Regions from separate parts of the Mus musculus genome. Here all the other regions are linked to region 1. A link is a loop called in an ENCODE intact Hi-C map of the cell type or tissue named here. Cell type or tissue: left cerebral cortex. All regions are shown on one strand.

What was found. A loop is a pair of places that touch in the nucleus more often than their neighbours do. Peaks named below come from ENCODE experiments on the same cell type or tissue, not always from the same donor. Only the 100,000 strongest peaks of a DNase experiment are listed, where the experiment ranks them.
Region 2: it touches region 1 in a loop (4-fold over the local background); 4 of 42 quality-filtered maps call a loop at or near these places.
Region 3: it touches region 1 in a loop (2.6-fold over the local background); 2 of 42 quality-filtered maps call a loop at or near these places.
Region 4: a loop joins it to region 1, with 3 times the contacts of the local background. A loop is called at or near these places in 4 of 42 quality-filtered maps.
Region 5: a loop joins it to region 1, with 2.0 times the contacts of the local background. A loop is called at or near these places in 2 of 42 quality-filtered maps.

What each region holds. Positions count from the first base shown.
Region 1 is chr6:107,526,761-107,531,760 of GRCm38, forward strand. Lrrn1 (leucine rich repeat protein 1, neuronal) reads left to right here and starts at 2,966. Exons shown (of 2, transcript NM_008516.4): 1 at 2,966-3,483. In left cerebral cortex, a CTCF peak has its summit at 2,767; DNase peaks (open chromatin) are centred at 2,946, 3,490 and 4,506; H3K4me3 peaks cover 2,627 bases; H3K27ac peaks cover 1,922 bases.
Region 2 is chr6:108,053,167-108,058,166 of GRCm38, forward strand. No RefSeq gene overlaps it. Among named protein-coding and RNA genes, the nearest start is that of Setmar, 9.4 kb to the right of the region's middle. In left cerebral cortex, a CTCF peak has its summit at 2,059 (motif pointing left); a DNase peak (open chromatin) is centred at 2,069.
Region 3 is chr6:106,797,768-106,802,767 of GRCm38, forward strand. It overlaps Crbn (cereblon), which reads right to left and starts at 2,320. Exons shown (of 11, transcript NM_175357.3): 1 at 2,224-2,320. The coding sequence starts at 2,290. In left cerebral cortex, a CTCF peak has its summit at 2,393 (motif pointing left); a DNase peak (open chromatin) is centred at 2,353; H3K4me3 peaks cover 1,564 bases; H3K27ac peaks cover 904 bases.
Region 4 is chr6:106,820,323-106,825,322 of GRCm38, forward strand. No RefSeq gene overlaps it. Among named protein-coding and RNA genes, the nearest start is that of Crbn, 23 kb to the left of the region's middle. In left cerebral cortex, a CTCF peak has its summit at 2,172 (motif pointing right); a DNase peak (open chromatin) is centred at 2,223.
Region 5 is chr6:108,018,919-108,023,918 of GRCm38, forward strand. No RefSeq gene overlaps it. Among named protein-coding and RNA genes, the nearest start is that of Setmar, 44 kb to the right of the region's middle. In left cerebral cortex, no CTCF peak of the experiment used is centred here; DNase peaks (open chromatin) are centred at 2,943 and 3,403; H3K27ac peaks cover 894 bases.

The DNA.
Region 1 (5,000 bases):
CATTTTGAAGATGCCAGTCTTCATCAGTGCCCTCCAAGCACTTACTTGACCAGCAAATAAATTCTGGCCCCAAGCACAGGATGGATTCACCACGGCTTCACTTAGGGATGTACTAGAGGATTTAAGTGAGGAACAAATTAGATTTAGTCATGTACTCTCTCTGCTTCACTCATCTCAATGGCCAAAGGCTTTTAAGTGGCAGCGCAGACAGTATTTGCCAACACCCTTTGCACAGTTATAAGAATACAGTTTGTAAAATGTGGAGCCATTAACAATCTAAAGAATCCATCCAATATCCAACAACTAGGCCACATCCCCAACTTTATCATCACCATGTCTTCTGGACCTCCACTCAGCAGTAACCATTTTCCAGCTTCAAGTTCCTGCCCCCATTGCTGGCACACATGGTCTTCCTAGTGTTCCTCTGACTAGAGCCAAGGAAATGCAGTGACCAAGTAGAAGTAGGTTAGGCTTCCTTCCTCACTCTTACTTTGGGGAAGAGAGAAATTGGTGTAAATAAATGATATGCTTGTTTAAAAGAAATGACTCGAATGGCAGGGAGAGCATTTCTCTTGCTGGCTCTGCCAGTTTCTTGGAGTACACAGCTCTGGCATCACAATCCCCCATCTGACTCGATGTCTTTTTTTTTTTTTTTCTTTTTTTCTTTTAATCTGTAAAACCTGGCTACATCATGCCTACTGGTTATGTCTGTCAGTGCTTGCTATCTGCCACACAGTAAGACATCTGCAGGGATTGTACTTACTTATTCTCACTTAAGCAACACACTTCCTTGGACTGGGACTGTGATTAGTCCCACTTTAGAGCCAAGAAAACTAAGGCTTAAAGCGGCAAAGTGACATTCCCATGGGGACATAGACCCTAATTGCAGTTCTGAGCTTTAAAACCATATTGGCCTGTTTTCGAAGGTCATACCTTGGTGCCGGATTCACACCACCATCCTCATGGAGTCTTCTAAAACCTGGATGCTCTTACAGATCTTTGGAGTAAGCCCTCTCCATCCAAGCTCCACCTCTCCGCCGCTTAGGAGCCACCCTGCATCACACAGTGCAGTATCATCTCTCTCCATCTCCCAAGAACATACAGACTTTCCAAGTCCTCTTGAAAGGCCACATACACGTTTCTATGTCTACCAGTAACTCCTTTTAAACTCTATCCTACATGCAGTCTACATGAAAAATGAAGAGAAAAAAAAACATAATCTAGTCTAATCTAAACTCAACTTATTTTTTCTTTTTCTTTTGTCTGGCTATCTCTACAATTCACTCATTATTTAACCTTCATACTAACAGTGTCTTTCCCTAGAACCTATTAAGGTGCCCCATTTGACTACCAGTGGCTACAAAATACTATTGGGACGATATGAAGCTGATTGACAAGTGTAAGCAAACACTTTTCAGATATCTATGCAAGACGGTGGGGGGGGGGGGATATAGGGATCAAGAATGCAGGATTACTGTTATTGAATCTCTCTCCTAGCACTAACGACTTCAAAAGTAATTTCTGTGATAACGTAGTCTTCCAAATTCCCCAGAATTTCTTTTTTTTTAAATTAGGTATTTTAGCTCATTTACATTTCCAATGCTATACCAAAAGTCCCCCATACCCACCCCCACTCCCTTACCCGCCCACTCCCCCTTTTTGGCCCTGGCGTTCCCCTGTTCTGGGGCATATAAAGTTTGTGTGTCCAATGGGCCTCTCTTTCCAGTGATGGCCGACTAGGCCATCTTTTGATACACATGCAGCTAGAGTCAAGAGCTCCGGGGTACTGGTTAGTTCATAATGTTGATCCACCTATAGGGTTGCAGATCCCTTTAGCTCCTTGGGTACTTTCTCTAGCTCCTCCATTGGGAGCCCCGTGATCCATCCATTAGCTGACTGTGGGCATCCACTTCTGTGTTTGCTAGGCCCCGGCATAGTCTTACAAGAGACAGCTACATCTGGGTCCTTTCGATAAAATCTTGCTAGTGTATGCAATAGTGTCAGCGTTTGGATGCTGATTATGGGGTGGATCCCTGGATAAGGCAGTCTCTACATGGTCCATCCTTTCACAAATTCCCCAGAATTTCTTGACTTGAGTATCCCGGGGAAATAAAATCAGGTTCTCTTTCTCAAAGTTGCTGATGCTCTCTCTCTCTCTCTCTCTCTCTCTCTCTCTCTCTCTTAAAGCTGATTCCCCCAATAGCACTTATCAAAGGCTTTTCCTGAACCTTGCTTTGGATTGTCACTTTGAAGTTGAGACCCTGGTTCAGGTCTAGTCTTCAACCACTTCCACCCTCCCTTCCACACTCTTGCCTGCCTCCCACCACCCTTGCCCTCACACCGCTCTGCAGTCTGCACTTTCAATCAATCCTCTGCTAATGTGAACACAAGTTTCACACCTAACCAAACAGACACTACACAGTTTCAAAGTTTCAGAATTGTTTCCAGAAAGCCTCCAGAATTTCACAGTGGCTTTGCCTCGCAATTAAGGGTCACAGAACTACCCTGGGTTCGGCAAGGGCATTAACCATTTCAGCTGCGGGTATGTATGTATGCACCACATAGCCAACTATCTCCAAAGGATGGGTCAGATCTCATACTTAAAACTCCATTGCAGTCCCATGGAGACTATGGCGTTCCTACAAGGGTTCTTCCCCTGTCCTTGCCTTCCTCTCCCAGTCACAGTCTTTCGTCCCTATTTTTTTAAAAAAGAAGAAAATGAAAAAAAGAAAAAAGGAGTGGCTCTCTGCTCCCTGCAGCGGCTGTAGTGGCATTGCAGCGATCTGGCAGGCCCAGGGTGGCGGGCCCGAGCTGCCCCTTTGTTGGGCGGGCTACAGATGGTGCCCCAGCGCGGGACTGCGCCTAGGCGGGCGTAGCGGGCGGGAGGGCGGGAGGGGGAGGCCGGGAAGGGGGTCGGGCGGGAGGGGAGGAGACCGCTAAGCAGCCAATCGGCGCGCAGCCCATCAGCTGACCGCTTTTGCTTACACCAGGTGCACGCCGGCTGCGGGGAGCACAAAGCGGGGCGCACGGAGGGCGCCGGCAGCAAGCCGTGAAGCCAGGCGAGGGCCGTGCGCCCCGGTTTGCAGCGCTTGTCGGGCGGGGACCGGGGCCCGCGGCGTCCTCCCAGACAGTGGCATCCTTGCCACCGCACTCCGAGGCGCCTCGGGCGCCTTCCTTGAGACCGATCCTTCGCTGCCCCGCCCTCTGCACCCCATTTCTTCTACCCTCTTTCCTATTCCCGCCTGTCTCTACCACGACCCCCAAGAACGCGATTTAGCCCAGCCCCGCGCAGCAGCTGTTGCTCCCGCGGCTGTCTCGCCTTGCATCTTGGTGCTCTGCTGGGGGTCCCCCAAGGAGCCAGTGCGCGCTGCGGGCTGGGTGGAGGCGCTGCTCTGCCGGTCCTCATCCTCCGGCTAGTGGCTGCTGCTGCCACCACCACCCGCTCCGTGCGCACCCCAACACCCCTGTCAGCCCAGCCTTAGGGTAAGTGCCCGGACCAACTGGGCCGCAGCAGGAGGTGTGGGAGGCAGCGGGAGGTGTGGGAGGCAGCAGGGAGGAAGTAGAGACAAACTTGGCAGCTTGGCGGACCCTACTGCGTTTGAGAAACCTCGGGATAAGATCTCAGGGCTAAGGGGAACAAGGGGGCGCGGTTTCTCGAGCAAGGAGGAAAAACGAAGTCGGGAAAGGAGAATCTACCGATCACCCTCTTGCCTTCAAAATGAAGCAGGGCGAGCGAGAGCAATAGTTGAGAAGAAAGGCCAGACAGAAATGGGCAAAAGGCAGTGACTGGAGCTGAGGCCCCAGGATCTCAGGGACCCATCAGAGGGGGAAAGAGAAGAGAAGGCTTGGTGCTGTGATCAGGGGAAAGAAGCTGGGGACCTGGGAAGAGAGCAGACAGAAGACCCAGGGAGTTGGAAATGGGGTCAAAAGGAAAGAAAGGTGGCAGGTTGTGGGGAGAGGAAAAGGTCTCGGCAGAGGCTACGATGCTAAGAATAAAGAGCAAGGAGTGTAATTAACAAAACACTGAGGATACTGAAGTCAGAGCATTGGGGAGAACATACTCAACTGTTATGTGGTCCAAGGAGGAGAAAACTGTTTTGAGCCTAGAAGGGGTAGCTCCCTTAAGGAGGCTTGCTACAGACGTGGAAATTTCAGGGAAGTCTTGATCTTTTCCAGGCATTCTGCTCTGGGGTCAGTGACTAGGAAAGTTTGCCAGCGAGTGTCCTTTGTGCTGCAAGGAGAGGGGTGTGGGCTGCTGCCTACTGATTCGGTGCTTCCTAGGTTCCTGCGGTCACCGCTACCTCAGAGGGAAGTCCTTGGCTGGCTGGGTTCCCTCCCTTCCTCCCCCCGCCCCCAACCCTCTACCGAAAGCCTAGCAGCCAAGAGGTGCCCTGCACACTGGGTAGATTGGAAAGTTCGTCCTGGGTCTTTTGCCGGACAGGACAGCAGGCACGGATGCGCAGGCTGGAAGATTCCGTAGTAGTACTTGCTCCAGAGGGACCTTGTCTGCGGTATCCACAGCAATAGCCTCAAAGCCAACTGAGCAAAGAGTGAGGGATCAGAGTGTAAACGCCTTCGAGTGCCTGAATCACGTAGGCAAACGCTCCTAGATCGCATCCTGTCTTTAGTATGTTCATTCGCAGACCCAGATAATAAAACAAATGTGGATGCATTCAAATTTGCCAAGGAAACAACTGCTGACTTGGACTTTTTCCTGTAGCGTCTTCTGAGTCTATCCTGTTATCTTGTTTTGTAGTTCAATTTACCACAGCCATCTAGGCAATTAATATTACACACGAATGGTCATTACTTCATTTTTAAAAGGCAGAACTTGAGTGGAAAGTTCAGGAAGATTTATACGTTGACCTGTATAAAGCTGGAGTCCAAGTGATATTACTGGCTCCAAGGCCCTGTGTGTCATGAAGTCTCTAATTTGCATGCAAATGTAAGGGGATCCTGGCAGATGTCTGGCCTCATCCATTCACATGAAGGAATTTGAA
Region 2 (5,000 bases), 530 kb after region 1:
ACAACCAGGTATAATTTATCAAGAGGCAAAATATCTTTTCACTTAACAAGATTGCTTCTAGGATTCACATTTGTCTATATGGATACATATTACACACTCAAGTATATTCATAAGGTACTATGTTTACTATGAAAAATAACCTAAACTCCACTGGTAAGCAAATAAGATAATATATTATAGTAGCTATGGAAAAGAATGAGGCAGCTTACAGGTTGTAACTGACAAGAAATAGTTCCACTCAGAAGAGCATAAAATATGCATGTAGTATGAATGTTTATGCATGTAATGAAAAAGTTCTACAAACTAACATGGGGTGGATATGAGAGGACTTTGGGTATTTGCATTAACTGAAAATGTTAAGGTATGTATTAATCCTTACGTCATTAAAAGCAACACATGTGCCTGTATATCCATCATTAAGACATTTTTATATACTTAGAAAAGAAGGCTACACGTTCTACTACTATAGAATGTAATAACAATTAAGCTGGGGGCAAGAGTACACTGATAAGTAATTACAACTTTGTGTACCATTAACCTTTCGTACACAATATGCTTACCAGGCTTGTAAAGTTAGACTGTTAGAAATATTAAATAAAATTTCAAGTGAAAAGAACCAAGATATCTCCCAAATATGCTGACTAGAAAAACAAGGTGTGAATCGATGACATACGGCATTCACACAAAGTGGTGACCACACCCAGCCTTGCCTGTGAAGACATACTGTGTATCCGTGGCTTTCAGAAACAATTCCTTTAGAGATACCAGGAAACACAGCAGGTTGCCACTGTATTATCTGACAGGCCAGTGAGGAATCACCCCAAAAGCTACACAAAAAGAGAAAAGATACTTTCCAAACTAGGTGCATAGTTACATTTGTATGTTTAGACAAAATTATGATAGAAAAGTGCCAAGCTTTTAAGGGAAAAAAAAAACCACCACAAATAATACATAAAATGATTTAAACTCTAGGTTACCAAACATTTGGTTCATAGTGACTGATTTGTCCCTACTAATTTTGGCATCATGTCCCTAGGCTTTATAAAGTAAATACCAAGAGTATTATTAGGCCCAGATCACTTACTAATCACCCATATCCTAACCAATAACTGCCATTTAGAAAGATTATTCGCATAATTTTTTTTAAATATTGTTTATCACATGTGGGATCTGTGTGCTTAGCTGTCAACCTCTCTAGCCTTGGAATCAGCATGGTTGCTACCCTTCATTGCCCATAACACACGGATGTTTGTGGTCCTTGTTCTCTTTCACAACAACCACCAAGACCTAGGCCCCCAAAGACAAGGCCTCACTGAAAGGAAGACAGCAACTTCTCATATTGAAACCGCAAAGTACCTAGAGCCAGTAATAGGCCCAGGTATAGAATACTGTTGTATTTTCCATTGAATACTGAAAAACAAAAAACAAAAAACCTGGAGCAACCTTGCAAGGTCCCCTGAGATTCCCAGAGACTGCAGTGTAGTTTGGGAGTGGGACACATTTCCTTCCTGGTTCTTCATTTGTCCTTATTTATGCTCATAAAATTCTATCATATTGGAATAGTGGGAGCCTGCCACCAAGTCTGACAACCCAAGTTTGATCCCCTAGACCCGAATGATAGATGCCTCCAGCTTCTGGTGCCATGACACTCCCGATCCCCCACCAAGATAGGCCATAGAATTTTGAACCAAAACAAACCAGTCCTTCCTTAAGTTGCTTTTGTCAAATATGTTATCCCAGGAACATGTTATTAATACAATTAGACGTAAGATAAATAAAATATGCTCCCACATTTAATATCTCTATATGGATTTGTCAAGCTTACACTCAGTCATCTAAGATTTTCTATTCAAGTTAAAACTTCAACATAATATCTAAAATTATATAAATATGAGTTTTTTTTAAAAAATCACAGAAAATAAAGTGTATTTCTCTATAATTCCTAGTCACAATTCTTACAAGCATTCTTTTAGGGGAAAAAAAAAAGATTCCTGTTCTCTTCATGGAAAATGGGTACTTTATTATTTGTAGGTAATACAGAAATGGACAGAGCTGTCCTGCCACCTTGTGGCTGCAAGGGAAACTGCTGCTTCAGCGCCAAAGGCTATTTCAAGGATGTGAAATTGTTAGGTTCCTACCCTCAGTGTCTCTGGTTTTATGTGGAGTTCCTTAATCCACTTAGATTTGACCTTAGTACAAGGAGATAGAAATGGATCAATTCGCATTCTTCTACATGATAACAGCCAGTTGTGCCAGCACCATTTGTTGAAAATGCTGTCTTTTTTCCACTGGATGGTTTTAGCTCCCTTGTCAAAGATCAAGTGACCATAGGTGTGTGGATTCATCTCTGGGTCTTCAATTCTGTTCCATTGGTCTACTTGTCTGTCACTATACCAGTACCATGCAGTTTTGATCACAATTGCTCTGTAGTACAGTTTTAGGTCCGGCATGGTGATTCCACCAGAGGTTCTTTTATCCTTGAGAAGAGTTTTTGCTATCCTCGGTTTTTTGTTATTCCAGATGAATCTGCCGATTGCCCTTTCTAATTCGTTGAAGAATTGAGTTGGAATTTTGATGGGGATTGCATTGAATCTGTAGATTGCTTTTGGCAAGATAGCCATTTTTACAATGTTGATCCTGCCAATCCATGAGCATGGGAGATCTTTCCATCTTCTGAGATCTTCTTTAATTTCTTTCTTTAGAGACTTGAAGTTCTTATCATACAGATCTTTCACTTCCTTAGTTAGAGTCACGCCAAGGTATTTTATATTATTTGTGACAATTGAGAAGGGTGTTGTTTCCCTAATTTCTTTCTCAGCCTGTTTATCCTTTGTGTACAGGTGGTGGGACTCTAATTCCACACCTCCAGATACAGGTCAAATACAGCCAGCCATCCCTAATTGCAAATGAAAACCACAAGTGAAATGCTCTACTATAAATCCTTACCACTTCCTATTTTATAAATTCAGTTGATCTCTTCTACAAGGCTATGTATTTTGAGGAAGAGTGAATAACCACCTTCAGGGGGGTGATAAAACCAGCACGGAAATGTCTGCTCTTACCAGGAGTTTAAAATCTCAAGTCAGTTCTCAAACCGAAGCTTGAAATTCGGTGTATTTATACAATGGAAATTAGACTGCTGTCCCAGAGAGCTGTGGCAATACAGACTTGTAATCCCAGTAAGACTAGAGAACAACTTGGACTACCTAGAAAGAGGTCGTCCCCTCCCTCCCTTACCCTATCCCTCTCCTCCCCTCTCCCATGTATATAGTATATATTTTTAATTTAACCCCTCCATATTTATTTTGTCTACAATTATCACATACTAGAGAGTGGAGGTGATATTGTGCACTGCACAAGACTGTCATAAGAATTAAATAACCAAAATAAAGGGCTTTGTGTAGTGGCTGGTGTATATTTTGTGCCCAGTAAACATTACAAGAATATTCTCGCACAATCCTATCATAATACCTTGTAGGTAGTATACCATGAATAAATACTCAACTATTAATATAAGTAAAATCAAAATTTTCAATAGGATCTTTGAGATTTGTGAACAGTGGCCGTAGGTTATAGGTTGAAGTAGGCCAAACCTTTAAAGTGGATATAGCTAATGTAGACATCACCTCCTTTGCTGTGCTTACACCGGCAGGCAAGCATACACACTTTCACACACCTTGAAATTCCTGATTGTTCTCTCCCTCCTTTCTCTCTCTCTCTCTCTCTCTCTCTCTCTCTCTCTCTCTCTCTCTCTCCTGGTCCTTGCATTATATCCTAAAGTGTTTTCCTTTTCTCCTTTTAACCACTTCATTTCATGCAAAATAAATAATGTATGCCTCATTCTGTCCATAGAATGTCCGCAGTGAATAACAGATCACTGCGGACTTCATGCTTAGTGAATAAGCATTTCATAGTTCTCCAAGGGGAGAAAACGAAGTCACGTTTTACCATTCCACTCACGGATCCCATGCTCTGGGAGCAGAAGGAAATGGGTTCTTTGTATTGACCTTTGGGGAGAGACAAAATTAAGCTTCCAAGCACAGAGTTGAAAACTAAATTGCCATGCAGCCCAGACACTTTGCACAAAGAGAAGCAAGAAATATCCCTGTCTATTATGGTTGCACAGGCCACATTTGCAAAGGCAGAGTCCATATCTGTCTCTGACCTAAGGAGGCTTTCTCTCGTCACCCTTTACCAAAGGTCGTGTGCATTCTCTCCCGCCTGGGCTTCCCTGTGTGCGTTCCCTCACCTCTCCACCTGCATTACTCATCCCTAGCACCACATTGCTTTAGCTTCAGAGTGGCATCTGAGAGCCACCTATGTGGAAGGATCTGCCAGCAGCTTCATTCAGTTGCTTGGAAAACATTTACTGAGCATGAAAAACCACTAGTTGTGAAAAACAGGCTTGGAATATGATTTACTCCAGATGGTTTGGAACAAAATTCGAATTGTTCAAATGTAAATGTATTCATCTAGCATAAATTGCCCTTCCTTATCCATGATTAATTAGGACAGAGATGTTTTCCATGCAGAAAATAAAAACAAGTATTGGCTTTTCTTGAAGATGACCATTTTCACAGGAATGTATAAATAATGGCCATAGGCATCTTTGACTTTAAAACACACAGGTGGGGCCAGGGTTATATAGCTCAGTGGTGATGCACTTGCCAAACGTGCACAAGGTTCAGTCCCCAGCACTGCACAATAACAATACGAATTTAAATTTTTAAAAGCATAGGCCGAAACAGACAACTGTCTTCAAGACTCTGGTCAAACACGAGGCAATTTTGCTTAATGGAATTTCCTTCAATATTGATTGGCAGCCCCATCCAAGAACATACAGATAGCGCTGTGTGTCGCAGGAAGAGGCAGCATCCTAGTAGAAATAAGATGAGTGAGAAGTCCCACAAACATGGATGCACCTGTATTCTATAGGATGATGTAATATACAGAATGTGATTTGCCTCAGGCTCCACTCCAAAGAACAATGTCAAACATGA
Region 3 (5,000 bases), 730 kb before region 1:
TTAAAATGCATAAGGTTTCATTACAAATTGGTCAGCTTTTCCATTTTTGAAAATTATTATTTACACCAAACTACCTAAAAGGATGTTCTTATGAAAAAACATGAAGATTTTACTTTATTTTTATTATAAATTCCTAGATAAAAGGCTCTGTCAAAGAGAAGAACATAATTCAAGTGGTATGCAGATAGTTTCTATTTAACATTTCTAAACATGATTTTATTGACAATAGGGAAGTTTATCAAGCGATAAAGACGAAGCTAAAATAAGAAAAACATTCTGAATTTAATTTTTTCATCTACAACTCCGAGAATGTAGATTTTACTTGACATTTGGAGAGACCCATTCTCTTCTTTACTACAGCAAGTTTAAAGTACCTGCTATTAGCTCCAGGGCTAATACACCTGAAATTTCCTATGTTTATTCTTTAAAAGAATTTGCTTATGAACAGGCTATAATTAACTTCTCCAACTTGGTTATGTTTTTATTTGAGCACTTAATTTGTCCAATATGGATTCTTCACACCTAAAATGTTAAGCAATTCCCTTAGCTGTTAAGGATGATCACTTTTCAAAGCAAGTTACACTACATGAATTCAGGGGACAAGCCAAAGTGTCTCCAGAAATAAAACTATTATAATTTGGAAACCCACTATTCTATATCTACAACATCTGTGAGCCTCTTCCTTCTAATATTTCAAATTGAGAAACTACAGAGTTTTCAGAGCTCCCGGTGGCTCACACAGAAGCACCTGATGAATGCCAATAGCGGGGGAGCACCCTTCTCCTACTCCACCACTTTCCCTAAACGTCTGCTCCATTCACAGTGGAGCTGCTGTCCCTGAAATCTCTTCTGTTGAAAGATGATCACCTTTAGGAACTGCCGCGAGTACAGCTCAATAACCAGTGGCTTACAGAAAAGGTGCTTTCTATGCACTGGCCCTGCACCCAGCATTTCTTCTTCTGTCTACACTACCACCAAGGAACACATTCACACCTGAAGCACACCTTCTGAGGCAACAAACTGAAACCTGAAATTATTTCTTCACACCCCACACAAAAAAGTTCCTAACTGAAATGACTAAGGATGCACGGTTTCAACAATGTAGGACTAACCTAGTCCACAAATGAACCCTAAGTGAATCTCCATCACAAGATTTTCAAATCCCACAATAATCCCTACCCATGAAAATCACAGCAGGAGTTGGAGACATAGCTCAGAGGATTTGGGAGTGCCTGGTATCCAATCCAGCAAAAAACACAAACCCAGTACACCCAGCAGCAGTTGCTTATATGGCTCTAAATGAACTGCACCTGTGATTGTAATTATTCTCAATAGCCTTATCCTAACTGTGACCCTCCTAAAAGTAGCCGACTGATGTTTTTCCTACAAACAAGGTTAACAGACTGCATGGCTTTTAACTACAACCAAAAGGCTCTGGCAATAGTCTGTGTTTCTACAGCATTCTAAGAACAGTCCGTACCACTAGTTCATCCACTTTCAGCATTCAATACTGCAACATAAGTTGTCATAAACCATAAAGGCATAAAGTAAGCAGGAGAAATCGGTAATACCGTTCTCCTGAGTACCCTAAAAGTAGGCATATTATTTGCAGACCTGAGAAAAACCGCTAAATAACTACCTCCACAGAGAGATAGCTAAGAGATACCAGCTGTGGTGGCAGATCAGTACACCGCGCAGCCCTATCTGCAACTGTGTGACCTTCCACGTCACTGGATGGTATACATTTAACAACCCGTCGATAAGTTTCTCCTCCATAAGCAAGGCTCTGGACAGATGACAGGTGTAATAATAAAAGCAGAAATGCACGCAAAGCATTCACTGCGGGGCCCACGACGTGCAAATGCCTACTGCATGTTAGCTGTCAGTCTTATGAGAAAGCAGATGAGCAGGAAAAGTAACGGCTGCTAATGTCACCCGGTTCTCAACTTCGCCTACTCCCACAAAATTTTCAGGGAGGCCGGCTTGGGAGAAAGATGGAAAGGAATGGGGGTCCCTGCTCTGGGAAACCAAAGTCCGTGGCCCCAACATCCCCGACAGCCCAGGAGACAGGCCGGGAGGAAAGCGCAGAGCTGCGGAGGGCGAGGCTCACACGGGAGGCTTCCCACCGGCCGCTGCGCCCGAGTAGCTGTCCCCGTCCTCCCTGCGGGATCGGCCCCGGTCCTCGGTCTCCACCCACGGCCAGGCGCCCGTCCCGGAGGTTACCAGGCAGAAGCGGCAGGTGGTTTCCCATGTTGTGCGCAGCGTCCTGCTGATCTCCCTCGCCGGCCATGTCTGTTTACCCGCAAAGGAGCCTGGGAAAGGGCGGTGCCGGCACGCAGGGGGAGGGTCTGCGATACGCCGCCGCCACGCTCCCGGGCCACAGCGCCCCCTGGCGGCTCCAACGAGGCGAGCCGAGAGCGGCACAGCGGAGCCAAATGAAGAGGACCATCTTTAAGGAGGACAAGAAACCCAAAGTTATCCATGACCCACTGACCCCACACAAGTTACACAGCTCCCTTCTCAGCCACAAAGACGTTTTGACAGGTGGGAAACCCAAGTCTGTGTTTTTAGTGTCCACTTGGAGCAAACACGTCCTTATACAGCATCCTCTTTTGTCTGGAAGTATGGACTGTTCCAGGGGCCGTTGGAATATAGCAGATTTTTAAAACGATTTCAGTAGCCCTCGGATATAGCCCCAAATTAACATGTATCAGTATGAAGCAAAGATTTGCAAGGACAAAAAAGGCTGATAATCACCTGGAAAATAAAACTGTCAGTATATAAACTAGCCTAGTCATAATGGCTTCACTAAGAGAAAAATGGATCAATGTATGGTAAAAAACAATTACAACATGCTAAAAGAAAGAGAATTGTCTAGCACTGGAGTTGTGGATGGATTTTTTTTTTCCAATTTTAAGAGTGTATACAATATATTTCTAACACGTTTTCACTGAAGAAAAGAAAATAATGGAATGACAAACGATATCTAAAGAAGGAAGTAGTGGTAGTAGGCAGAGAATAAGAGGAAGGAAAAAAAAGTAAACTAATGAATCTGAGGTTTGAAGACATTTTTACCCCAAGAAAAAAATGCTGCATTAAAAAAAAATTCACAACCCAAAAACACGTTGGAATGGTAACTGGATCCGATAGGCGTTTCCTATGGTGACCAACACATAGGCCAGATTAGACCAGATTAAAAGTAGGTAAAGGCATAGTTATCAGGAGGCAGCTCTAAGGGGAGTTCGCTGGTCTCACAGGTGGAGGTCAGTGAAGTCAAACACCCAGGTTTAAGCAACGTGACTTTATAGAGTTTTGGTGAGGAGTGATTACTTGTTGGTTAGGAGATGGGGTTGTTGCCCATACCTGGTTAAAAACTGATCCCCTGGCAGCCACTCTTGGGTGGGTTCCAGGAAATGCTGACATGTTAGCCCGGAGTTTTCTCCAAGACAGAGGTGGAGTTTTCACTCCGCGGTTGGGGATCAGGGAAGGAGAGTAGACTGGGTTTCCCAGCTTGTACAGGGGAAGAGCAGGGGTTCAGCCTAACACTATCAATTCCATATCACTCAGCCTTCTGTCCCTGAGTCACTCTGGCCTTGGCCAAGTCACTTTTATATCCCCAGGACTCAGTTTACCCAATGTTAAAACCAGAACGCAAATGTCCCAGATGTATTCCCTTTAATAGCATATACAATATTGATGCCTTTTATGATCGAGTTAAAAACAGCTGCATGAGCCATTGTAATGAGTTAAGGTGTTTTTCTCGCTAGTAAGAGGACAATTCAGGTCTAGACCACCAGAGAGCATGGAACATAGATGGTGACTGTTAAAGAGAGAACAAGAAGTTCAACCAAGTGATGAATGAATGTGCATAGCTGTACACACACACACATATTTTTGTTGTCGCTGGATCAATTTAAATACAGTTCACAGAATTTCAATAAATTGTTTAGCTGCAGAATTTTCTATCTCAGCAAGCATCTGGTTTCTATTTTATATATCTATCTGTGCATGTGTAAGATGACACTTTTTGGTTCACAGGGGAGCAAGTGTGTCAGTGAGTATGGTGGCCAAAATATCAACCTAGAGTTTTATTACTTGGGAGTAATACACCTGGTTTATTGTGGCAATGTCTTTCATTGGCCTAAGAGTAAGCAATTAGGCCAGGGTGACTCCCCAGTGGTCCCCAGGGATCCAGTGTCTCTGCCTCTGTTGTGTTGGAGGATATTACAAGTGAAGCTTACCACACGACTGGATTAAAAAGTACATTTTAATATAGATTCTTGAGATTGAACTCGGGTCCTCATGCTTGCACAACAAACACTTCAGCAACCGAGCATCCTCCCTAGCCCAGAGTAGGTAGTCTCTAAATAAGGAAGCTCTTACTTTGCTGGTGGTGTCTCAAAAGTGCCTTTCAATTATCTGAACCCCGAGTCAGTCAGTCAAGAATTGTCTGTGCCACATCTCATACCTCCTGCAGATGGATCGGCGGGGGATAAAATATGGAGTGAAAAAAACAAATTAATTAATTAATTAAAAAAAAAGAATTGTCTGGGAAAGAAGGAATCATTGGGAAGAACTTAAAAAAGTTCTCCCCCCACCCCCTGTCTCTCTCTCTCTCCTGTTTCTCACTTGTAGCCATGCTCCAGTATCATCAGAGCCCCCATTTGTATGTCTTTCCCGATTTTCTTTTATCTCTGCTCCCTTTAAATTCACTACCTAGTTCTTTTCATTCTTCCTGTCATCCCTCTAACGTGGACACATGTATCTGTAGCTTTACCTTTCAGTAAGGCTCACAAGACGTGGCACTGGAAAAAAGTACTGAAGCAAGCACACTTCTTGTATTAAAGCCCTACATACTAGAAGTAATCAAGAACCATGATCATATACTGGTGTGCATGTGTGTGTGTGTGTGTGTGTGTGTGTGTGTGTGTGTGTGTGTGTGTAGTAAGCCAGGTAGGAGGACATCTTTTCTTTAGAGTACTCTGTCAAATGCTGGGTCT
Region 4 (5,000 bases), 710 kb before region 1:
TGACAAAATTACTCAGTTGCCAAAGGGACATGGTATTTAAAAGAAAAAACAAAAATGGTCACACAAAATTGAGGGGTTCAAAATATTATTTATAAGAAACTTATGAGGTCCCAAGGATCTTTGGACCTTGGAACATTCAAGGTTCTGCCTTCTGCCCTTGTCTTTCTTCAAGTGTGTGAATATGTAATCTTTCATCCATCATCCACACCTACAAGTGAGTCACCCACACAGACTGTGCGTCAGGAAGACCTGTGATATATGGATGGACAAAAGACAGTGTGCTCCTACATGATTTATAGAAATTCACCAAGGTACTCAAAAGTGTGTCCTGAAGCTCACCTAAACCAGGATGCCAGGAATGTTAGATTCCTGTACTTACACATCTATAGAGGTGGAAAGAAGCAACCTTGACCTGTGCTTGACCTATGCAATTCAACAAGCTCTCAAGGTGATATTAACATACTGTCTTAGAATCAAGTGACAAAGGAACTGAATTGGACTGGTAGATACCACATTCCTGCCCTCTGCACAGTTCTGTGGGATCCTGTCCAGGAGTTGAAAGAGGATAGGGAGTGGGGCAAACAGCCAATTAGGACATGCCCTCTAATATTCCAAGGCTTTATTCCAATTGTCTGTGCTTTATTTTCTTTGGGATGACTGTCAATGTCCTAATGAAGTGAACATTTCCCTTAACAATCATCTGGGAACCTGTAAAGACGCTAAGTGCAATAAAGTCCACAAGCTGAAATTCTATGCAATATAAAATTTGAACTTATGTACAATTCTGTTTTTACTTTACTTCTTTATCGGTTATTTTCCAGTCCCCCCCTCCAGAAAATCCCCTATCCCATTGTCCTCCTCCTGCCTCTATGAGGGTGCTCCCCTACCCACCCACCCACTCCCACCTTACTGCCCTAGCATCCACCTATGCTGGGGCATCTAGCCCCCACAGGAACAAGGACCTCCTCTCCCATTGATACTTTTCTATTATGTCCTCTTGCTCACAAATAGATTCTTCTTATGATTCCCCTTCTCTCTGTCTCTCTGTCTCTCTGTGTCTCTGTCTCTGTTTCTCTCTGTCTCTCTGTCTCTCTCTCTCTCTCTCTCTCTCTCTCTCTCTCTGTGTGTGTGTGTGTGTATGTGTGTGTGTGTTTAAACAGCACTAATCAGAATTCAAAGTATAAATTGGATACCATTAAAGGCATGTTTGATGTGACCTAAGTTCATATTCACGAAGCTAGACCCTGGTACTTTCTTTCTATGCATGCAAATTGGCCCAGTCAGCAAGTTAGGAGCCTCCCAATGGCAGGGCTTAAATCGGTTATCCAAATGTCACTTAATAACCCCATAGACTCTGGCAAACATCAAAATGTGATTTTCCCAGGTGTTCTGACTTGACTATTGATTCAAAGAGGTACCAGTTCATTGGTAAAGCCACAGCTTCTGTAAGAGGGCTTCTCATGACTCATGACACATCACTGAATAATGGATGCCTTATCCTAACAGTCTCGCTTTCAGCAACATGACCTGAATTGCTGCATCTTTTGAAAGTACTAGAGGTATGCATTTAAACTAGTTTTACTGAATTTTTGAGGAAACATCAGTTCACATCAGTCACGGAGATTTTTCTAATTTATGCTTTCCTACAAAGTGCTCTCATTAGTCTTATTTGAAAGATAAATTTTAGTTATTCAGCCTTCTTTATTAGTTATCATAATTTGACACATATTTGTTGAGTGCCTGCTGTGTGTCAGGGGCAGTGTTAGGCATTTGGGTATGTAATGCTGAAACACTGAAATAAAAATCTCTCACCACAAGGAGTCTATTAAGTTCTAATATAGACCAGAGGGGAAAACAAAATAATAAATAATAACGGAGAAACAGAGGAGATGATGCAGAGAACATGAAGGGAAGTGGCTTTAGGCTGAACAGAAAACAATTGCTTCCAAGTTCATAAGCCCGTATTAAGGCATAAATGTCTGGTAAGGGTTTTGTATCTGCTCTCTTTGTAATTGCCCTTGGTCTCACAATAAATATTTTACAATATGAATCTAGTTCATTAACACTGCACAAGAGTCAATGTTCATCATATCAGAATTCATATTTTATTTAATGATTAAAGGTAATGAGAAATTTTAGTGTGTGCACAGTTCAAACTGTGACTTAAAGCAGGACTGCAGAAATGTACAAGCCACAAGATGGCGTGGTTGATATTTATACAGAAAGGTTTGTGGTGTGTGTGTGTGTGTGTGTGTGTGTGTGTGTTGGTAACATTTTGAGAACTGTGATCTCTGTCTCTTTCTCCCTCTCTCCTCCCTCCTCTCTCATTGCTATCAGTGAAGCACAAAATGAAAGTATACAAGAAAATGAATTTCTCTTTAAAAGTACTCAACTAGAAATTTAAAAAAGAAAACACCTCCAAACTTGTACCTGAAAACCAATGTTAATTGTGTGAGCAATTTCTACTAGAAAATTTGACTTTACAAAATGTTGTCAATAACATGAATTCTTCTTTTTCTAAAACACATTTGCCACTAGTACATCCTTTCTCCTCTCACTTTCATAAAGATTATTAAGTATTCACAAACAAACAAACAAAACAGAGAAAATAGCTTGGACTTTAGTCAGTGGCCTTGCCCTTTGGTGTATATCTTTTTTATGGGTCAAAATATGACAAATCTGTGCCTTTGACTTCAGCCCCTTGCAGGCTCCCCTTCCCCAGTATTGTGACACAGTTCCCTGCTGAAGCAGTCTCACTGTCACCTTTCACTGGAAGGAGATGCCTGCTATGCTCTCCACTCTAACTGGCTGCCCTTGCCACACTGTGAACTCTTTCCGTCTTTGTTTCTGTAGATAACTCTCTGGAACCTTTAGGCTTGTGTTTAGAATTGAGCTTTCAGATTTATTTATTGTTTCTCAGGCAGTCCCTTTGTGTGGCTTCTGTTTCTACATATGAGCCTCCATCTCTCTCTCCCAATACACACAACACAGCCCTGATCTATCGATTGACATTTTAAAGCTTACTGCCACTGCTGATCTTCCTTCCTTCCTTCCTTCCTTCCTTCCTTCCTTCCTTCCTTCCTTCCTTCCTTCCTTCCCTCCCTCCCTCCCTCCTTCCTTCCTTTCTCCGTCCCTCCTTCCTCCCTTCCTCCTCCTTTCTTTCTCTCTCTCTCCTTTTCTTTTCTTTTCTTTTCTTTTCTTTTCTTTTCTTTTCTTTTCTTTTCTTTTCTTTTCTTTCCTTCCTTCCTTCCTTCCTTCCTTCCTTCCTTTCTTTCTTTCTTTCTTTCTTTCTTTCTTTCTTTCTTTCTTTCTTTCTTTCTTTCTTTCTTTCGTGATCTTATCCTCCAGCCAGTCGTCATCCTTACAGAGCTACAAGGATTTCTCATGGTTTCCTTCGCTCTGGAGGTACCTCCTTATACATTTCAGTTCCAGTACACCCAGGCAGAAGACTGAATAACTCAATCTTCACACTTTGCTAACTGATTATCCTCACACTGCAGAAGCTTTCTGCAGCCAGGATTCTTGATTTAGGGTCCTAATCAGTTCATACTTTCTATTTGAAATTTTGGAGTCCACCTGACTAGTGGATACTCTGGAATGTGGCCACCAGTCTTGATTGCGATATTTCCTGTGGGATCATTTGGTGACCTTCCAAGATCTCTGAGTCCTCTAGAAAGTGAAGGCTGTGGTGCCTGCTCTTAGAGAACACTTGGCCTTTAACATTTTATAAGTCCATAACTAGGTGATATGTACTTTGCACAACCTCTTTCTATACTTTTTGTTGACTTTTGTTTGTTTGCTTTTTATTTTCAGGCCTGGCTGTCATGGAACTTAACTATGTAGACCAGGCTTGCCTCGAACTCCCAGAGATCCGATCTTCCAGACTCTACCTCCTGAGTGTTGGGATTAAAGGCATGTGCCACCACTTCCCAGTTTTTTGTTGACTTCTACCTAATATGTACTGCTATTGTGTGTTAGTGGTGAAGTGGCAGGTGGCTGGTTAGAGGCTAGGGATGAGCCCTTTAGTTCCCCCATCTATAAAAGCGTGTTCTCCCTTCTGCAAAAGTTAATAACAAAATTAGGACAAACACCTTTTCTTTTAAATCCTGTTTAAGTGGCATAGTGACTTTTACAAGTCATCTTTTAAGTCCCATTTTGAACAATGGTAAGACCAAACAAGTTAAATACAGAGTGATATTAAAAATGATAATTTAACCTTCAAAGAATGGATAGGTCTCTCAGTGACATTTCTCTTGGACAAAGAATAAATGCAAGTCAGCTGCTCCCAAGAGCAGGAAAGGGTCTCTGTTTACCCCCTGCTTTCGACAGCTTCTGACTTTTACCCTGGAGCTGTGCATTGGTACTGTTGCCAAGGCTGCTTCCCATTCTGCGTATTCAAGCTTGAGTACTTACCAAATGATGCTGATCCTGAACTGCTTGCTCTACAAGAACCTCCACTCTGAATAAAGCAGGAGGATCTGATCCAATGCCCTACACCACCCGTACTATTTGTTAATCTCTGCTCATTCAGTGGTAGAGTGGTGGTTCCACACACCTCAGTCTTCAAACCCTGTGAGTACTTTTTATGGAAAACTAGAACTTTGCAGACCCCTTTAAAGTAAGTATCTTGAAATGGAAAGTATTGAGGATGCCATGAGTGAGTCAATATAGTAACAAGTGTTTCCTAAAACCACAGTAAGGTTGTCTTTCTGAATGGAAGGAGATGCTTCAACAGAAACATGGTTGATGTGATGTGAAAACGGGACCACGAGACAAGTAATGCAGGAAGCTGGGAGAAACTGCAAGAAAATGGAGGTCAGAATCAGTTTTCCTGCTCTTTTAGCTTCTTTCCATTGAGTTGCTAGGATGGGCTAAAACCTCTTCATTATCACACTATGGAAGTCCTGAAACTGAGTGGTCCTTGGTAGCACTCTAAGCTAGCAAAAGACACTCAAACTATAATCTTCTGCTGAATTGTACATATTTTCATTTGTGTTTTT
Region 5 (5,000 bases), 490 kb after region 1:
AAAAAGAAATTCACATATCTTGGATATAATAAGTATTTTGGTCATTGAAACTCAGCTATAATTATAAAGGCTAGATTGTTAAGGTTAACTAAAATTGTTAGAACTAATCACTAATGAAAACTTAAGGTATTTTTTGAAAATACAGGACACCTTGCTTAATGTAAAGTAAACATCTTTAATTTGCTAAAGTTTTTTTTAAGTTTCCTTAATAAACATCCAATGCTTCTATGAAGCTGACTTTTTCACTAGAAGTTTTACTAAAACAGACTACAAAAATTGCTTAAATATGCATTTTCTTCACAAAGTAGCACTGCGGTAGATCCAACTGAGATTATATAAATTAATGAGCAAAAAAGAAAGCTGATTTTCACACCAAAAATCATAAATCCTTGCTTGGTGTGGTGGTATTTTCCTAGTCCCAGCATTTGGGAGGCTGTAAACAGAAAGATGCTCACATTTGAGGCCAGCCTGATGCAGAGGGTGAGACGGTGTCTCAGAAGAAAGAAAGAGCAGAAAGAACAGGACAGGACAGGGGAGGAGAGGAAAGCATAAAGAGAGAAAGAAAATAAGAAAGAAAGGAAGAGGGGGGAGAAGGCGCAGTGGTGAAGAGAAGAGGCAGGAAGCAGTTGAGACAGACTGATGTCTAAGAATCACTGCTCTATACTAATTACCTAGGATTTGTATCTTTATGCTCATGTTTTTGTTTTATTTTCAGATCATTTGTTTGGACTACATGATACAAAGGCAATGATACCCAAAGGACTGGTGAGTTGTAGAACACAAACAAAATTTGACTCTTTTGTCAGTTTGAGGGGGAAATGCTCTAATTCAACCCTGCATGACTGAGTCCGACATTACTATTTCAATGATAACTGACTCATCAGTCTTCACTTGAAAGATTAAGTTGATTAGTGTTACACTGAAGCATTATGTGAAAGTCATGACAAACCTAAAATAGCTCATTAAAAGCCAGGCGTGTGGAGAAAATTATCTCAATGCTCTTAGCCTTTTATTCTGTCAGTTCAAAATGGAAAAGTAAAAAGGTCAAGGCCCTTTAAGAAGTCAGATGTGTGCTTTAAATAGTTAACAGAATTGAAACAGCCTGCATGTCTCTCAATAATTACATGTCCACACAACAAAATATTACAGAGCCATGAAGAAGTAGGTAGTTTATGTGTGCCAATGCACAACCACCTCCAAGATATACTGGAAAATGCAGACGCCAGTCATAAATAGAAGAAATGCTATGGTGCCAGGTATGAAGAAATCCAGGGGATGTGTGTATCTATCTCTATACATATATTTACAGAGAATTTTTCTGGAATAATTCATAAGAGTGAGGAATGGCAGTTACTATCCACAAGGCTAGAGGATTGTTTTGAAATAGCAAGACTTAGCTTTTCTATATATTTAATATATGCATGCGACTCCAATCCTCAAAAACCTAACTTTATTAATGAGGAGAGACTGAATACTAGGTCTTAAATGGGACATCTTTATCAAACATACACACACACACACACACACACACATACACGGGGGGGGGGGGACAGAGAGAGGAAGGGGGAGGAAAGGAGAGAGTGAGGGTAGGAGAGAGTCACAGGTTCAGAGAATGTCACAGAGGAGTGTTCAGACCTGGTGAATGGGAAGGAACACACCCACACATGCACATTCACAAACATATGCAAAATCCATGCACACCATGCATATCACACACCATGCTATATGTGATATATATATATATGTTATACATATTCATATAACACCAAAAAAATGAAAAAATAATACTGATGATGAGGGAAGTTGGAGAGACAGCTCAGTACTGAAAACGCTTGTCTTGCACATATAAAGACCTAAATCTGATCCCCAGAACTCATTCAAGAAAAAGCTGCATGTGGTGGTGCACACTTGTAATCTCAGTGCTGGGGAGGCAGAGACAAACAGATCCCTGGAGCTCTCTAGCCTACTTGGCAAGCTTCAGACCAGTCTCAAAAAAAGGTGGACAACAGCAGAGGAAAGACGCCCAAGGTTAACCTCTACACATATACATACACATATACATACATACATACATACATACATACACACGCATACACACACACACACACACACACACACGTCAACACATAATAAAAAGAAATAAAAGTTGGACTTGCTCACCCTGAGTGGACGAGCCAATATGTTTGCTGGTCCATTATTGGTATGAAGGAGATACACATTTAATAAATGCAATGTAAACCAGCCAGGCGTGGTGGCGCACGCCCTTAATCCCAGCACTTGGGAGGCAGGAGCAGGCAGATTTCTGAGTTCAAGGCCAGCCAGCCTGGTCTACAAAGTGAGTTCAAGGACAGCCAGAACTACAGAGAGAAACCCTGTCTCGAGAAAGAAAAAGAAAGAAAGAAAGAAAGAAAGAAAGAAAGGAAGGAAGGAAGGAAGGAAGGAAGGAAGGAAGGAAGGAAGGAAGGAAGGAAGGAAGGAAGGAAGAAAGAAAGAAATAGAAACAAGCCAACCATGCTCACATCTCAAGGGAACTGTTCTTTATAAGTATGAAAAACAGATGCCACCCTTGCCTGCAAGGTAGAGAACACAAATGAAACCAGGGGTGGCACTCAGTCTTCACAGAATATGGCAAGAAGAACATGGCATGATGCAGCCAGAGACGGTGGCCAAGTCCTAGAAGGACCTTAATTGTCTAGAAGACTTGAATGCGTCTGAGACAGAGTCACTTCTCAGCACAGACTGATGAAGGCACCAAACTTCCACTGGTGCTCAGCCAGCAGAACTCTGATGGCTGGAAAGCTGTAAACTAGAGATGAGACTGGAGTCTTTAAAGGCAAAGGACTAAGCTTTAAAGAAAGAGAACGAGGCCTGAAAAGTTACGCAAGCAAGCTGTGACTGTGTTCTCCGTGGGAAGCCGAGGTTCGTCAGAGTTGAGCTGGAAGCTATAAATGTGAAAAATGGAATAAAGTACAACCATTCTGTGTTTACACTCTGAGAGAGAAGGCATATGAACCAGTTACATATGCCACCTCCACAGGCTGGAAGACAGGCTTTAAATGGAGACTGCTTTCTCCCATCCACTGGTTTTATTTGGGAAGCCTACTTCCTAGGATTCCTCTCTATGGATACATTAAAAATCACTGTCCCAGATGGTATACACGCTGAAAAACTGCATGTACTATAGTTAATGATCTATTATAGAAGGATTTTCAGAGATAATTTTGACTATGTCTTTGAGCTAACTTAACAGAATCCTTAAAGCTGTGTCTTCTAAAGGATGTGATTCCAATCTACCAAATACACAGTACAGCAATCAGAAGAAAAAGAAAAATTCTAATTTTGAAAATCGTGAAGGGCAGATTTCAAGTGTTCTAGCTCCAAAAGACAAGAATGAGAGCTGACATAGATCAGTGCCTAGGCCAGTTGTCATCATAGGGGTGTCACCCAGCAACAGCAGATGTAGAGACCCACAGCCAAACACTAGGCAGAGCCAGGAGAACCCCCATAGAAGAGGGAGAAGCCAGATTGTAGGATCCAGGGGGTTGAGGACACCAGGAGAAGAAGGCCCACAGAACCAACTAAGCAGGGCTCATAGGGGCTCACAGAGGCTGAAGTGACAAACACAGACCCTATATGGGTCTAACCTAGGTCCTCTGCATATACCTTATGGTTGTGTAGCTTGGTGTCCTTGTGGGACTACCAACAGTGGAATGGAAAGCATTTCCAACTCTTTTGCCTGAGTTTGGAACCCATTGCCTCCTACTGGGTTATCTCATCCAGCCTTGATATAAGGATTTGTAGCTAGTCTTATTGTATCTTGTATCCTATTGTATCTTATTATATCTTGTTAAGCCATGTTTGATGAGTGTCCCTGAGAGACCTGCTCATTTGCTTAAGGGAAATGCAGTGGATCTGGGGTGAAAGGGAGGTGGGGGAGGGACTGGGATGATTGGAAGGAGGGAAAACTCCAGTCAGGATGCAATGTATGAGAGAAGAATAAAATAAAAATACCAAGGCACTGATATTTTTAAAAATCTATTGGTGTATTGGTAACATTTATAATAATTATAATAAAATACAAAATTAAAGATTTTAAAAACTTATATGCCATGACCTTATATTTTAAAACCCTAATATAATAAACTGATAATAAAATATAAGATAAAATCAAAAAAGAGTATGAGATGATATGTCAATTTACTTTATTAAGCCATTCCTTTTGTGCATGTTGTGCATACGCTCGTGTGTGTGTGTGTGTGTGTGTGTGTGTGTGTGACTGTGTGACTGTGTGTCTCTGTGTCTCTGTGTGAGCCATTTAGTGCACAGATATGTTGGTTTAGAGCCTATATCCTAATGACCCCATCTTAAATTGATCATCTAGAAAGACCACAATTTTCAAATAAGATTATATTCCCAGACACTGGATTTTAGAACGTCAACACATGTGGCAGAGGGAACGGGGACCCAATTCAACCCATAGCCTCTTGTCAAGGAGGGAAGTAGGTTATGGGGACTCTGGTAGGCAGAAAAAAAAAAAACATGCAGCAAGAAAGAAATGCATAAAAATGAAACTGGACAGGAATGAGAAAGACATGTTGTAAGATTCGCACATGCCTTTGGTGGCATCTTCACTGTGCATGTGACATAAGCCACAGAAAGACTACTGTACTTCTAGTGTGAGGAGCAGACACACACACACACACACACACACACGCACGCACGCACGCACGCACGCACGCACACACGCACGCACGCTCAACTGCAGAGACAAGAAAAACATTTGTAAGATTGCTGTAGTTTCAGTTCAGAAGATAAATGAGAGAATGGGTTGATCACACTTCTGTATTGGATAAAGGAAAGTCCAGAGGTAAGGGAAGAGAAGTTGACATCTAGAGATCACTTCCCATAGGGCCCTTGCTGTAAGACACCTTAGTCAACGCTCATAACACCACCATCCCAGTGGTGGCAATACTCAAATCTTTTACAATTACAGTTACTGA